Regions from separate parts of the Homo sapiens genome. Here region 1 is linked to region 2. A link is a loop called in an ENCODE intact Hi-C map of the cell type or tissue named here. Cell type or tissue: endothelial cell of umbilical vein. All regions are shown on one strand. Each heading gives the region's core, and the rest is flanking DNA. Links, peaks and the distances in the headings are about the cores only.

Region 1 (2,918 bases), core at 93-2,592, 82 kb after region 2:
TAGAACTGGGATTGGAAGGGGAGTGTGTGCATGGGGAAACATAAGGAATTATGCATTTGGATATGCATTTTAATTAGGTGGACAGAAGCAGCCGCCTGTTAATTTTTCTTGCTTGTTTCCACTTAGCATTCATCACAGGCAGAACTACCATAGAGCGCTCCCACGATAATAGATGGTTCTGCATTGGCTAAGTCCTCAGGGAAAATAATTAGCAGGAGAGAATATATTCTCTCCCCTCCCACTGCCCCATCCACCCTGCCCTCCCCCTATCACCAGCACCGCGTTGCCGCCCCTCTCCCCACTCCCCTCACCTATAGTGGTTTTCCTAGGAAAAGCCGAGGGCAGCAGTCAGCCTCCTGGTTTGCTAGCACTTACTTTGCCCTGCCAAAAAACAAGGGTCTAGGAGAAGAAACAGACAGATCAGAAGTCTCTATTGGAGTGGAAGCTCCTCGATGTAGGGAGGGAGTCAGGTGGCTGTGCTGATTAGTTCTCAGGGGCAGGCAGGCAATCCATGTTGGTTGTGGGATGAAGGAACTCCAAAGAGGATGAGAGAGTTCTCGTTGTGCTCAACTGGCAGCCAAAGATGTATCGAGAGTTGCTGGTTGAGGACAGCAGGAGTAGGGATGATGTTTTTTGCTTCATTTGCTCTTGTAAAGGAAAGTTGCAGGGCCAAGTAAGTGCAGTGGTTTTCACCTGCAATCCCAGCATTTTGGGAAGCTGAGGTAAGAGGATCACTTGAGGCCAGAAGTTCAAGACCAGCCTGGGCAGCACAGTGAGACCCCCATCTCTATAAAAAAATTAAAAATTAAGTGTGGCAGTACGCACCTGTAGTCCCAGCTACTTGGGAAGCTGAGGTGGGAGATCACTTGAGTCAAGGAGTTTGAGGCCACAGTGAGCTGTGATGGCACCACTGCACTCCAGCCTGGGTGACAGAGTGATCGCACTACTGCACTCCAGCCTGGGTGAGAGTGAGACCCTATCTCCAAAAAATATATGAGAAAAGAAAATAAAGAAAGTTGTAGCTTTGCAGCAAGACTGAATCTGAACCACTTCCAAGGCTGGCAACCAAGACATGCATGTAACTCTGAGATCTGACCCCACCGCAATGCTCTCTGGTCTACTTTTCTATAAAGAATCTGGCCTGGCATGGTGGCTTACGCCTGTAATCCCAGCACGTGGGGAGGCCCAGGTGGGCAGATCACTTGAGGTCAGGAGATCGAGACCAGCCTGGCCAACATGATAAAACCCGATCTCTACTGAAAATACAAAAATTAGCTGGGTGTGGTGGCATGTGCCTTTAATATCAGCTACTCCTGTGTCTGAAGTACAAGATCACTTGAACGTGGGAGGCAGAGGTTGCAGTGAGCCAAGATCACGCCACTGCACTCCAGCCTAGGCGACAGAGTGAGACTCTGTCTCAAAAAAAAAAAAAAAAGAAAAAGAAAAAGAATCCATTCTTGCCACTGACCTCCAATGCCAACAGCTCACTCTCCTTATTCACAAGCAGATCTAAGCCCCTGCCCCGCCTCCACTTCTTCTCTCTCCCTCAGTCATCTCAGTTGAAGGAGGAGCCAGAGACCAGGCAAGGACCAAAGGCCCAAGTTCCCAGAAGAGCACCCCACTCTACCAACCGCGCTTCTGCTTCCTCTGGTTTGGTGGGTGAACTCAGGTCAGGGCTATGACCGGAAATGAAATGAGGGTTTCCCCTGAGCTCACATTCTCACTTATTTCAAACCCAGACAATAGGAAAATCCCACTGAGATCCCAGGGCTATTTACACAGCCTGGATGAGTAGACCTTGCATTTCCTGAGAAACAATGATTAGATGTGATGGGTAATGCCAGAAACATTTATTTTTGTTTTAATATTTAAAATAATGTTTAATATAGTAGGTATTATTGACTGCCTGAGGAGGCCATGATCAGCTACAGGAAACTTTTAGTTCTCATAGTAACACCTCACATTTGCACTTTCCACCTTCTGAAATGTTTCCACATCCATTATTTCATGTGGGCCGCTGCGGGGAAGCCAGGCTGGAGGAAGGGGAAGGGAGGAGAAGGGAGACACAAGCTCTCCTGGCTGTTTGGAAGGACAGGCCTGACTTGCTAACTCCTGCCCCCCAAGCTATCCTGTCATCACCGTGCTTCCACCCACCTCCTGTTGTCAGACATCACATCTCCATCCACCTAGGAAGCCTTCACTCCAAGCCTCACCAGGTAACTGCTAGTGCTACAGCCCCTGGAACTGCCTCAAACCCAAACCCTGACCCCCACGAGGAGTCCCTGCCCTCAAAGGAAGGGGGATATAGGCTGGGCACGGTGGCTCACGCCTGTAATCCCAGCACTTTGGGAGGCCGAGGCGGGCGGATCACGAGGTCAGGAGATCGAGACCGTCCTGGCTAACACGGTGAAACCCCGTCTCTACTAAAAATACTATATATATATATATATATATATATATATATTAGCCGGGCGTAAGGCGGGCGCCTGCAGTCCCAGCTACTCGGGAGGCTGAGCCCGGGGAATGGGGAATGGCGTGAACCCGGGAGGTGGAGCTTGCAGTGAGCCGAGATCGCGACACTGCACTCCAGCCTGGGCGACAGAGCGAGACTCCGTCTCAAAAAAAAAAAACAGGAAGGGGGATATGAGGGGAAGGCAATCCCTGTGGCTGGGGATGGGAGAATTGAGTCTCTGGGTTCCTAGTTCCCAGTGTGTTTATCCCAGAACGCAATGGACTACCAATAGAGGGAGAGGCAGAGAGGTTGAATTCTGTAATACTATTAGGTTTGGGTTTTTTTGTTTGTTTAGTTTATAAGGTGGAGAATGCCTATATTATCTAGAAATGTAGCCGCTAATTTTTTGGGTTTGTTTGTTTGTTTGTTTGTTTGTTTGTTTGTTTGTTTTTTGAGATAAGGTCTT
Region 2 (2,918 bases), core at 196-2,695:
GATGGATGGATGGATGGATGGATGGATGGATGGATGGATGGACGGACACATGGATGGATGCATGGATGCATGGATGGATGGATGGACACATGGATGCATGGATGCTTGGATGGATGGATGGATGCATGGATGGATGGATGGTTGCATGGATGGATGGATGCACAGATGGATGTATGGATGCATGGATGCATGCATGCATGGATGGATGGATGTGTGCATGAATGAATGCATGCATGCACAGATGGATGCATGGATGCACAGATGGATGCATGGATGGATGCATGGATGAACGGATGCATGGATGGATGCATGAATGGACGGATGCATGGAGGAATGGATGGATGGATAGATGCATGGGTGGATGCATGGATGGGTGCATGGGTGGATGCATGAGTGGATGCATGGGTGGATGCAGGGATGGATGCATAGATGGATAGGCAGACAAGCAAGCAGTTATGTAGTTGCAAGTTGAACCTACACACAAATAGGCATGATACAACTAAAGAATTAAAACGGCAGCCCACTGCAGTCAGGGGGCCATCTGACAATATAGGAAAGGAGATAACTATAGGCTTACTTCTGTATGGTTTTGGGTGTCTGGAATAACGGGAGATGACTCTCTGGGTAGCACTCACCCTGTAGTTGTGCTCCTCCCTCTCAAGCCACAGTGGTTAACACCACCTTACCAATAGTGCAGTACAAAGAGAAGCCAGTCCTGGCATTCACAGGTAGCTGTGAAAAGCTGGCCCTAAAAGGCAGTCTCGCTCAATCCCCAGCATCTACTTGGATCTGGGCAGGCAGCCACAGAAACAGAAGAAGCTACAGAGGATGCAGGCACTGGGTTTTGGTGTCTGGACATGGAAGAATTGCAGGCCAATATCCACAAATGTATCCGTGAGGCTCTGGTCTTGAAACAAGGATGTGAGGACCCCAGGATGGCTGGTGAGGGACACTAAGTGGCTCAAAGAACTGAGAAAAAAATAAAAACATAGCAGCAATAGAGACCAGAGTCCGAGCCAGGACAAGGCCTGTCCCTCAGCCACCTGGCTGAAGGCATCATCATGACCTCAAGGAGGTAACTGGTGAGTCATACAGAACCACACTGTGCACTCTTCACCATGGTTTATATGCTCACAGTTCAGGCAATTGCTTAGAAAACTGCATATCGTTCATGCCCCTATGAATCACTTTCCTCCTTTTGTTGTCTTTGTGAAGTCATCACAAAGTTCTGAGTGGAAGAATTCTTCCAGGGACTGCCAAGGAGTGACACTGTAGCCAGGTGGGTTCAGCTCTCACTTTGCTCAGGATATGGGTGTCCAGTGGCGACAGATCAGGAAAATAGCCCCATACTAAATGGTGCCTGGACAAGGCCCATACACACTTGGATATGCTGTCCTGAACACAAGGCACAAGACACAACACGGGAGGACCTTTCATCTCATGTCTCTTACAGCCAGGGACTGAAGGTGTAGGACAGTAGGAGAAAATAGAGTTTCACATAAAACACCCCAAGGACATCAAAGAAGGCTAGCTGCCAAGAGGTAGGAAGAACTAGATTCTTAGGGACTTATCCTTGGGGATTGATACCACCCCTGCCAGGCATCCACCTTTGGGGTGACTCAGAGCCAAGAAAACAAAGGCATGGGATAAGCCATGGAAAACAAATTCCTGCTGAGTAGCAAAGAGAGTGGCACCAACAAGTGGCACCATGTGAGTGACAAGAGCAAGCAAATGCTCACACAGGGACAGCTGGGTGTGCAGGGCCATCACAGCTCCCCCTACCCCCACCACCTGAACACTACGAGACAAATGGGACTCCTGGTTTCTGCCCTCAACATGCTTATATTTGAGAGAGGCCACAGGACCAGCGAGTGCAGAGTCATGGCGAACTGTACACAACCTGGAGTCAGGAGACCCATGTTCTCACCCTGTTCTGTTGCCTCGGGGGCCCTGAAGCCCATCGCTAAGTGTTTTGGGCTCCAGTTTGCTCATCTGTCAAGAGAGAACCCTTCACACAGCTCCTAAGTGCTGTGAGTCCCTGTCTCTCAGACTGGCTAATCTCCAAGGGCCTGCCAGGTCCCACATGCATGCTCTTGAGAGTCACATAGATATCAAAGCTCAAAATTAGCTCCTGGGAGTGGGAGCAAAGCTTCTGAGCCCCCAGCCCCTCCTGTGAGCACATACCTCAAGGCACATGCCCCCAACAGCCCAGAACTGACACATTTTTGATAGTTCCTGAGTACATGGATTTCCAGCCCTGGAAATGTTTGTTTTAACTTACCAGGAGAAAAGAATTTGGATTCTTTTTTAAATATACACAAAGGGAATACATTTGTATATTTTCAGATACAAAGTGGATGGGAAGCAAGGCTAAAGACTGTTCTTTTCCCTTAGCTCATGTGAGTGCTATTCCTCACGGTGAATTCTCCAAAGACCATGAATGGCAGAGATCTTTGATCTCCCTTCTAGCCTGTCTCGATGTGATAGCCTGGACATGGGCAGCTATCACGCCACCCTTCAGAACCTCAGCACTTCAATGACCACATCCTGCCATCATCACCCCCATGGAGGTCCAGGGCCCCTGCCCCACTGCCTACCTCTCCACCTGTGCCCACCTCTCCACCTACCCGCCCCTTGTCACATTGACAGATAAAATACAGGACTCCCAGTTAAATGCAAGTGTCAGATGGAGAACAAATAATATTTTAGTATAACATGTGCCTTCCTAGGCAGCACAACTGAAGCAGGCCCCTTCCAAGGATAGAAAAGTCCTCCTCTCTTCCTAAGTTTGTGTCCATAGAATCTCATCCAGTGGCCTTTCTGTCCCCTGGCTTCAAATGAAACCTGCCACTGCCTCTCTCTCAGGGTGAAGTGTGAAGACCGTGGCTTCCAAGGCCAATAGGCATGGAGGTAGTCAT

The links. Peaks named below come from ENCODE experiments on the same cell type or tissue, not always from the same donor. Only the 100,000 strongest peaks of a DNase experiment are listed, where the experiment ranks them.
Region 1: it touches region 2 in a loop (7-fold over the local background); 38 of 110 quality-filtered maps call a loop at or near these places.

What each region holds. Positions count from the first base shown.
Region 1 is chr14:72,882,508-72,885,425 of GRCh38, forward strand. All of the region lies in intron 1 of DPF3 (double PHD fingers 3), which reads right to left. Among named protein-coding and RNA genes, the nearest start is that of DPF3, 10 kb to the right of the region's middle. In endothelial cell of umbilical vein, for the core only: no CTCF peak of the experiment used is centred there; a DNase peak (open chromatin) is centred at 1,614; H3K27ac peaks cover 1,783 bases.
Region 2 is chr14:72,800,381-72,803,298 of GRCh38, forward strand. The region is part of intron 1 of DPF3 (double PHD fingers 3); the gene reads right to left. Among named protein-coding and RNA genes, the nearest start is that of DPF3, 92 kb to the right of the region's middle. In endothelial cell of umbilical vein, for the core only: no CTCF peak of the experiment used is centred there; a DNase peak (open chromatin) is centred at 1,161; H3K27ac peaks cover 1,662 bases.